Linked DNA regions of Homo sapiens: region 1 is linked to region 2. Evidence: chromatin contacts called from ENCODE Hi-C or POLR2A ChIA-PET data. All regions are on one chromosome and are shown on one strand. Each heading gives the region's core, a stretch centred on a gene start or an enhancer-like site at or near the end of the contact. The rest is flanking DNA. Distances are from core to core; before and after follow the strand shown. Region 1 has its middle 20 kb from the start of CXADR. Region 2 has its middle 11 kb from the start of LINC01549.

What was found. Hi-C counts contacts between places; a loop is a spot of excess contacts on that map. ChIA-PET counts read pairs that join two places held with the same protein, here RNA polymerase II (POLR2A). Pooled maps may share reads with other maps.
Region 1: a map of posterior vena cava shows a loop between it and region 2 (3-fold over the local background). The contact joins two enhancer-like sites. A Hi-C loop is called at or near these places in 2 of 168 maps with a recorded cell type or tissue (endothelial cell of hepatic sinusoid and posterior vena cava), 4 of 37 single-sample maps with no recorded cell type and 3 of 50 pooled maps. POLR2A ChIA-PET finds 5 or more read pairs at or near these places in 4 of 52 experiments (H1, HEK293, OCI-LY7 and 1 more).

The regions. Positions count from the first base shown.
Region 1 is chr21:17,490,109-17,495,296 of GRCh38, forward strand. No RefSeq gene overlaps it. Among named protein-coding and RNA genes, the nearest start is that of CXADR, 20 kb to the right of the region's middle. Within about 2 kb of position 2,128, at least 5 of the 41 ENCODE cell types and tissues checked have a DNase peak (open chromatin) inside an H3K27ac peak, as active enhancers do.
Region 2 is chr21:17,425,852-17,430,919 of GRCh38, forward strand. No RefSeq gene overlaps it. Among named protein-coding and RNA genes, the nearest start is that of LINC01549, 11 kb to the right of the region's middle. Within about 2 kb of position 2,745, at least 3 of the 41 ENCODE cell types and tissues checked have a DNase peak (open chromatin) inside an H3K27ac peak, as active enhancers do.

The DNA of each region.
Region 1 (5,188 bases), core at 878-3,377, 64 kb after region 2:
TTAGACAGAGTCTTGCCTCTCTGTCACCCAGGCTGGAGTGCAGTGGCGCAATCTCGGCTCACTGTAACCTCTGCCTCCTGGGTTCCAGTAATTCTCCTGCCTCAGAATCCAGAGTAGCTGGATTACAGGCATGCACCACCATGCCTGGCTAATTTTTTTGTATTTTTAGTAGAGATGGGGTTTTGCCCTGTTGACCAGGCTGGTCTCGAACTCCTGAGCTCAGGTGATCTGACTGCCTCGGCCTCCCAAAGTGCTGAGATTACAGGCATGAACCACCACGCCTGGCCCAAAAGTACTAATTAAAAAATATATATTATTATTATTAAGTTCCGGGGTACATGTGCAGGTTTGTTACATAGGTAAATGTGTTCCACGGTGGTTTGCTGCACCTAACAACCCACCACCTAGGTATTAAGCCCAGGATGCATTAGCTCTTTTCCCTAATGTTCTCCCCCAAAACTCACCCTCCCTTGACACGCCCCAGTGTGTGTAGTTCCCCTCCCTGTATCCATGTGTTCTCATTGTTCAGCTCCCACTCACAAGTGAGAACATGCAGTGTTTGGTTTTCTGTTCCTGTGTTAATTTGCTGAGGAGGAGGCTTCCAGCTTCACCCACATCCCTGCAAAGGACATGATCTCGTTCCTTTTTATGGCTGCATAGTATTCCATGATGCATATGTACCACATTTTCTTTATCCAATCTATCATTGATGGACATTTGGGTTGGTTCCAAGTCTTTGCTATTGTGAATAGTGCTGCAATGAATATATGCATGCATGTATCTTTATAATTGAATGATTTGTATTCCTTTGGGTATATACCCAGTAATGGGATTGCTGGGTCAAATACTAATTTTTTTTTTTTTTTTTTGAGATGGAGTCTCGCATTGTGGCCTAGGCTGGAGTGTCATGTGCGATATTGGCTCACTGCAACCTCCACCTCCTGGGTTCAAGCAATTCTCCTGCCTCAGACTCCTGAGTAGCTGAGATTACAGGTGCCCACCACCACGTCGGGCTAATTTTTTATATTTTTAGTACTGATGGGGTTTCACTATGTTGGCCAGGATGGTCTCGAACTCCTGACCTTGTGATCCGTCCACCTCAGCCTCCCAAAGTGCTGGGATTACAGGCATGAGCCACCATGCCTGGCTAATTTTTAAATGAAAACAGGATCTTAGTCTGCACTTACATGAGTTTACCTTACTTGGCCTCCCTCTAATCCCAGCTCTGAGACATTCTGGTTATTACATGAGCAGATAATTTCTATACATTTTATTTTTACTTAAGTTAATTTTAGCTGAATTTCTGTCATTTGAAATTGAGAAAACCCTGCGTAAAGGATCAATTCCCAATGCTACTGTAAGCATTACATGATTTCATACATGTGTAGTTCTTAGGAAAGGCTTGGTGCATGTATAAATGCAGATTATTATGGCTATTGTTACTGCAATTTCATTTCACCGCCTCTACCATCCTAAAATACTCCAAACTCCTACAAAAATTTATTGCAGATATGCAAAATTGTAAAAGCAGCCCTGTTTGCGCAGATCCCGTGGGACAACCCCATGTGTTGTGCTGTGTATCCCCTATGCGTGGGTACTGAGGTTAAGCTTCCAATGGGCTGCTCCTGGCCAGGGACCAAGTGTGGCAGGGAAACAAAGGCAGACCCATTTTTCACCTGGTGATTCTGGCTTGAGGATTCCGCATCAACCTGGACAAAACTTTCTTAGAACTGCACTGCAGTCTAAGACATCCTACTCATTCTTCCTTCCTGCCCTCTCTCCATCCCAGGGATGAGATCAGCATTGCATCTGAAGCTCTCTCAACCCTCCTTTTTTCTGCTCAATTTTCCTTCACAAGTGTTTTCTCCAAGAAATTTCTCACACTTCAAATCCTGTCTTGACATCAGTTTCTAGAAAGACCAGAACTAACATTTGTTGATAATCTCTCTTTCTATTCCGGTGTGTACATTTCTTTCTAAATAACTCAGAACTATCAAACTTGGTACACACACACAAGCACACACGCTCATGTTCCTAACCAAAGGCTAAAACTCCTCGGCCATCAGGTCGGCCTTAGGGACTTGGTGGTGGTACTTAGGGGAAGTCAGGCTGTGGTTAAAACAGACTTACCAGGAACCACAAGCACTGGCAGATTATCAAGAAGCTGAATCACGGACCGTTACAAGAAGCTGAATCATGGATAGTTATTCCTCCTGATTCTTGTGTGGGTGTTTTTTTTTGTTTTGTTTTGTTTTTGTTTTTTACTGTAATTTAATCAGTCAAGAAATAGAAAAAAATTCAAGTATTTTCTAGCTTAATTTTCTGAAATACCTAGATGCCTCGAACCCTCAAATTAGAACTTCTAGTACATAAGCCATAGCTCCGATCTCCCACTGCTCACCTCTGGTGACGCAGGCACCACATGGGAACAACGTAGGCCAAACACTTTGCCACCACTTATTTTCCTTTAAGGGAGTGAGGAATTCTCCTTCAAGAGAGTGAGAAATTCTCCTTCACTTACTAACCACTAATTGGTCTCTGACAGGATTAGCAGGTCCTCTTGAGAAACAAAAACACAGAATTCTTGTATCTTCAAAGGTTGTTTTATGATATCTCCCTTAACCAGCACCTGATTTAAAAAAGGTTTTATCTATGCAGTTGAACCAGACTCCTGCCTGTCTAGCCCATGAGGGTATACCAGAACCCAGGGACCTAGTACCATAATCCCCACCAGTGGGTCATTAGGTGTTAAGATACAGCCAAGCCACAAACAATGTCCAGTGATTCCCAAGCCACCACACAGAGAACATCTGCATGCTGCAACAGGCAAGGCGTACGCCAGCCCAGAAATCTTACCAGTAAACCAAAAAGCCTCCTGCTTTACCTGGGCAGGTACAGTGGACTGTATTTACTGGTTTTATGATGCTGCCTTTGTTCCAAGGTCATGATGACATCATAGCACTTGCAGGTATTGTTTCCCAATAATGGTTCATTTTACTAGGTACTGGGAATCTTCCTCCCATGGCCATCCATACTACTATGCTACAAACTGATAACTGTTATTGCTTCTAGAGAAAGTCTAGGTGACTGACAGTCAGGCATAAGAAAAGATTTTTTCCTTTTTTTTTTTTTTTTAAAGTAGAGACAGGGTTTTGCCATGTTTCCCTGACTGGTCTGGAACTCCTGACCTCAAGTGATCCACCTGCCTTGGCCTCCCAAAGTGCTGGGATTACAGACGTCAGCCACTGTGCTCGGCTACAATTGTTTACTTTTAAATCCTCTACTGAAGTTGGAGCCACATAATTGCATCACCTACTCAAAAAAGAAATAAACTAAAATAACATAGAAGTTGTGCTATTCCCACAGAAATTTTAGATGGCCTTACCAGTATCAGAGCAGGGTTCACAATTTACACAATGATGAAAGATACTATTCTTCAGTCTCTAGGGCTTTCTCCGGCATAAAACTTTTCCAGTGATATTTTAGTTTTCTACCACCTGCCACGTGAACACCTGGGTCTCTCTCCTTCACACCTCTGAGGCCTGCTAAAAACGTCATCCATTCTTCCATCAAAAACAGTGTTTCAATGTAAACATGGAGTCTATCATTTGGATCTCATGATACCTTCTGTCCAGGGTTGATAATTCCTGGCTGGCCCCAAACACCCTGTACTCACCTTCTGTATTAGCCTGTTTTTGCATTGCTATAAAGAAATACCTGAGGCTGGGTAATTTATAAAGAAAGCTGGTTTATTCTGGCTTATGGCTCTGCAGGCTATTCAGGAAGCATGATGCCAGCATCTATTTCAGGTGAGGGTCCCAGGAAGCTTACAGTTATGGCCAAAGGTGAAGGCAGAGGTGGCACATCACATGGTGAGAGAGGGAGAAAGAGAGAGAGGAGGAACCAGGCTCCTTTAAACAACCAGCTCTCGCTTGAACTGAGTGAGAACTCACTTATTACCAAGGGAAGGGCATTAATCCATTCATGAGGGATCTTCCCCAACGATCCAATCACCTCCCACTAGGCCCCACCTTCAACACGGGCGATTACATCTCAACATGAACATGAGATTTGGAGGAGACAGACATCCAAACCATATCAACTTCTAATATGCTAAGACAAAGTACAATTTTTCCATAGATCAGCATAAATCCTCAAAGACACAGACTCTTTGCCACTTCAGGTGGAAATCCCAGTAAATTGAATACAAAGTCATGTACACATATGCATTTATAGGCTGGGTGCAGTGGCTCATGGCTGTAATCCTAGCACTTTGTGGGGCTGAGGTGGGCAGATCACTTGGGCCCAGGAGTTTGAGACCAGCCTAGGAAACAGGGCAAAACCTAATTTCTACAAAAAATACAAAAATTAGTTGGGTGTGGAGGCACATGCCTATAGTCCCGGCTACTCAGGAGGCTGAAGTGGGAGGATCGCCTGAGACCGGGAGGTCAAGGCTGCAGTGAGCCAAAATCATGCCACTGCACTCCAGCCCGGGGAACAGAGTGAGACTCTGTCTCAAGAGAACAAAACAAGACAACAACAATAGCAACAACAACATATATGCACTTATTTTTCTTAGTGAGAAGATTCTTTATCATTTTTTCCCAATCAATGACTGCCTAAGGATCTTTAGCTTTAATCAAATTCTCCAAGTGATTGATAGCCACCAAAAAAATTTAACCATATAGCAGATGCCATGTAGCAGTGCCTGGTCCATAACCATTCTGCATTCACTGTTCCCATTTTTCCTACGGGCAAGCACCAATGACTGACTGCCTGAGGACTTTCTTTAGCTGCAGGAGTGTGCTAGACCCCTAAGAGACAGATGGTGAAAATTTGGGAGTTCATACCTCCAGGAAAAGCCTTCAACCATTGACAGATGAAAGTTGGTGAATAAACACCCCAGCTCCTCACCCCTCCGATGGGACAACTCCAAGACCTACTCTATATAATCTTTCAGGATCTCCCATTAGGATTGACCCAATATCCACAAGGTCAACCTGCCACCAACATACCCTCTCTTGGCTTTTTTCCATGGTTGTTTTACTTCCCTATTTCCCTACTCGTGCTTGAGATCACCTTCTACTCTGCACCCAAATCTGTACCTTAGGGTCAGCTTCTGGGGAAAAGTTCTCAGCCCAAGTTAAATGACTATCCTATTGGTTCTCTTACAGATTATCCATTCTGG
Region 2 (5,068 bases), core at 1,495-3,994:
AAGTTCAGAACCTATACACCTGCCCATTATATCTGGTTTAAACTTACCAAGTTTCTATACTATCATTTCCTTACCTCTGAGAGGTACCAAACCACCAAACCAGTTTTTTTTTTTTAATTTGACTTACCTGAGCCAGTGTTTCTCTCCACTTTTAGGGCCACCTATCACTAATATATTTAGGAAAAGACCCATTGCAGGTTTGTTGTGGAGTTCTCTGTTCCCAGCTGTTTCTCCACATTCTGCCATGGCCCACGTGTCACTTAGCACTGTCAGTGGGGACCTGGATAATTTCCTTTAGTCTTGTCCATCTCCTCTTCCACACATCATCACACATAGATGCTGGGAGAAATAATAAGAGGAAGCATAAAATATGAAAAGATAAATTTGAAACTAGCCTCTATATATGACTTTTTTCCCAACAAAGTCCAACCAAACATCATCTAAGGAGTTAAAGGTTTTGTAGGGGTTTCCTTGTGAGCATACTGTGGAACAGCTGATCTCGAACTCCTGGGCTCAGGTGATCCTCCCACCTCAGCCTCTCAAAGTGTTAGGATTACAGATGTGGGCCACCATGCCTGGCTGACTCTTCTTTTTATAAAATTGCTTTTTCCTCAACTTTTTGTTTTGAAAAGTCATAAGCCTACAGAAAGTTACAAGAATTAATTTATACACCTATATGAAATTTGTTAGTTGTTAATTTTTTCAAAGTTCTCAATCTCTCTTCCCCTCTCTCTCCCTTTCTGAATCATTTGAAAATAAATTACAGGTATCTAGTCAGGCATGGTGGCTCAAGCCTGTAAACCCAGCACTTTGGGAGGCTGAGGCAGGTGGATTACTTGAGGTCAAGAGTTCGAGACCAGCCTGGCCAACCTGGTGAAATCTCATCTCCACTAAAAATACAAAAATTAGCCAGGCGTGGTGGTGGGTGCCTGTAATCCCAGCTCCTTGGGAGGCTGAGGCAGGAGAGAATTGCTTGAACCCAGGAGGCGGAGGTTGCAGCGAGCCAAGATCACACTATTACACTTCAGCCTGGGTGACAGAGTGAGACTCCATCTCAATAAATAAATAAATAAATAAATAAATAAATAACAGATATCCTTGTTTACCCCAGCAAGAATCTAAAAACAAAGACATTCTCTTGAATATTCTTACATAACCACAATACAGTGATCAAAATCAGGAAGTTTTAACATTGATACAACACTACTTTTCTGATATTGTTTTCTCAATAATATTCTTTCTAGCCAAGTTTTTGCCATCTAGAGTCACACATTGCATTCGGTTGCCATGTCTTTAGCCTTTTTCACTCTGAAACACTTCACTGCTCTTTCTGTCTTTCGCGGCATTGTCATATTTGGAGGGTAGTGGTCAGTAGTTTTGTAGAACAGCTCTCGCCTTGGGTTTGTCTGATTATTTCCTTATGCTGAAATACAGACCATGCATTTTGGAAGGAAGAGTACAGGAATAATGTGCCCTTCTCAGTGCATCGCATCTGGAGGCTCCCCTGACGTCCGTTTGTCACATTATTACTGATGTTAAGCTTAATCACTTCTTCACAGTGAAAGTATCTCTTTCTTCCTTTGTGACTAATTAGTAGTCTGCTTTTATAGCAGCTCTGTTCATAATTGCCAGAAACTGAAATAAATTCAAACGTCTTTCAGTGGATGAATGAATAAACAAAGCAATGCCTTCATACACTGGAATACACTGAACAATAAAAAAGAACAAACTGGCCAGGCATAGTGGCTCATGCCTGTAATCCCAGCACTTTGGGAGGCTGAGGCAGGTGGATCACCTGAGGTCAGGAGTTCAAGATCAGCCTGGTTAACATGGTGAAACCTGTTCTCTACTAAAATTAAAAAATTAGCTGGGTGTGGTGGCGGGCGCCTATAATCTCAGACACATGGGAGGCTGAGGCAGGAGAATCGCTTGAACTCGGGAGACGGACGTTGCTGTGAGCCGAGATCAAGCCACTGCACTCCAGCCTCCAGCCCGGAGACAGAGCAAGACTCCATCTCAAAAAAATTAAGCCAGCCTCAAAAGATATACTGTATGATTCCATTTATGTGACATTCTTCTTGTAAAGACAAAACTATAGTGACAGAGAAGAGATCAGTGGTTGCCAGGAGTTAGAGGAGGTATGACTGTAAAGACATAGCATGAAAGAGTCGTAAGGTAATAGAACTGTCCTGTACGCTGAATGTGGTGGTGGTTACATAAATCTATACTTGTGTTAAAATTCATAAAACAAGGCCAGGTGTAGTGACTCATGCCTGTAATCCCAGGTGTGGAAAAAAAATTCATAAAATGATACACCAAAAAATAAGTCAATTTTATAGTTCAGTGATTTTTCTTTTTTTTTCTTTTTTTTTCCTGAGACAGATTCTCACTCTGTTGCCCAGGCCGGAGTGCAGTGGAGTGCAGTGGAGTGCAGTGGAGCGCAACGAAGCGTATTGGTGCGATCACAGTTTACTGCAACCTCTGCCTCCCTGGCTCAAGCAATCCACCCCCAACCTAAGCCTCCTGAGTAGCTGGGACCACAGGCCCACGATACCTGGCTAATTTTTGTATTTCTAGTACAGACAGGGTTTCGCCATGTTGGCCAGGCTGTTCTGAACTCCTGACCTCAGGCGATCTGCCTGCCTCAGCCTCCCAAAGTGCTGGGATTACAGGTGTAAACCACCGCACCTGGCTGATAAGTTAATTTTACAGTTTGATGATTTTTCTTTTTCTTTTTCTTTTTCTTTTTTTAAGACGGAATATCACTCTGTTGCCCCAGCTGGAGTGCAGTGGAGTGCAGTGGAGTGCAGTGGAGTGCAGTGAAGTGTGGTGGCATGATCATAGTTCATTGCAACCTCTGCCTCCCTGGCTCAAGCAATACCCCCGACCTCAGCCTCCTGAGTAGCTGAGATCACGGGCCCGTACCACCATGCCTGGATAATTTCTGTATTTTTTTGTAGAGACATGGTTTCACCATATTGCCCAAGCTGGTCTTGAACTCCTGGACTCAAGTAATCTGCCCACCTCAACCTCCCAAAGTGCTGGGATTACAGGTGTGAGCCACCATGCTTGGCTGTATGTATGATGACGCTTTAAAATAAAATTTAAAATAATTCACCTGTAAGAAGATACTTGAAGACTCTGTGAACATTTTGTTTAGCTGATAAACACAATCATTACATATCACTCAATTCTTTCTTTCATTCTCCACCTGAGCCCAACTGTCCACTTCTATCCAAACCTTTCAGTGACATAAGGACTTATAGCACCTGTAGTTATCCTCCTGTGGTTAATCATTCCCCCATTCCTACAGACTATCAAATTGACATTTGCAGGGACCGTATCTTAATCACAACCTCTAGAACAGTGTTGTTCTCATATAGGCACGCTTGGAGAATTTATGAATGAATGTGACTTGGCAGCCACCTCTTATGCCGGCGCCTATGCACCTACAGAGACTTCGTGAAGCCCTGGCACATTGTTTTTAATTGTTAAATTTCTCAGTTATGGGTATAATAGAGGCATTAAAGAGCATATAAGATTGTCTTCTCATTATGGATACAGACTTTCATTCAGGTAATCCTATTACACACTTTACCTTTGCATCTGTCTAGTGCAGCCATTAGTTGGCCACAAAATCTGAAATAAATATTTCATATTAAATTTAAAAATTGGCTGGGCCGTGGTGGCTCACGCCTGTAATCCCAGCACTTTGGGAGGCCAAGGTGGGCAGATCACGAGGTCAAGAAACAAGACCATCCTGGCTAACATGGTGAATACCCTGTCTCTAATAAAAATATAAAAAATTAGCTGGGCGTGGTGGCACGTGCCTGTAGTCCCAGCCACTCGGGAGGCTGAGGCAGGAGAATCACTTGAATCTGAGAGGTGGTGGTTGCAGTGAGCAGAGATCACGCCGCTGCCTCCAGCCTGGGCGACAGAGGGAGACTCCGTCTCAAAAAAAAAAAAATTAAAAACTATGATGTGCAGATATTTTCCCCTAGTATGAAAGCTTAAGTTATTAAATCTGTAGAAAGGCTGAAGAACTTAATGAGGATGTTTTATGTTAATAGGATAAATTTAATTGTTAAGATGTTAAGGTGGTGTGTTAAGGTGACAAAGGGGAAGTGGAAGGAAAGAGAACTAACATTACTGGGCACGTACTACATGCCAGTATCTGCTTCAGGTGCTTTAAAAACATTCTCCCAGTCCCCACCCAACTCTGGGACACACGCTCCATTATGCTCACTGCAGGGTGTGGATGGAAAATGAAAGGGTTAGTTCTACCCAGAAGCACCTGCCTAAGATGCCCTGTGCCCCATCCCTTGGGCCCACCTGACATTAGTGGCACTAATGTGAACAGCGGCATGCATGCTGCAAGTGCCCCACCTTCAGTGGGTGCTGTGGTGTCCCTTGGGGACACCCAAGCAGGCCACAGCCTGGAAGTGCAGGAGAGTTAGTAAGTAACAGTGGATGGAAGTCAGCAGATTAATGCCCCAGCCTCCTTGTCCTTCAGTGGAACAATGCTGAAGCACAGTCTATGAAGTTCCACAGCTGATCCCGAGTGTAAGTGGGCCTTATTTTTCCATAATGGTTTCCAACTGAGTAGCACACACTTTATAGGCTTTCTCACTTCCTTGTCTCTCTCTTCTCACACCTCACTTCTGCTTCCTGGGATCAATATCATCAGTCAATAGGTAAATGCAGATAGACTACCTGCATCCAAGTCCCTTGCCTTAGACTCTACTTTGCAAGAACCCAAGCTAAGACATACAACAATATTAGTCAGTCTCCTCCTTCTTTAATAATGAAACCCCCAGCCAGGCGTGGTGGCTCGCTCTTGTAATCCTAGCACTTTGGGAGGCCAAGGCAGGCAGATCACCTGAGGTCAGGAGTTCGAGACCAGTCTGGCCAACATGGTGAAACCCCGTCTCTACTAAAAATACAAAAATTAGCTGGGTGTGGTGGTGGGCTCCTGTAATCCCAGCTACTCAGGAGGCCGAGGCAGGAGAATCGCTTTAACCCAGGAGGTGGAGGTTGCAGTGAGCGGAGATTGCGCCACTGCACTCCA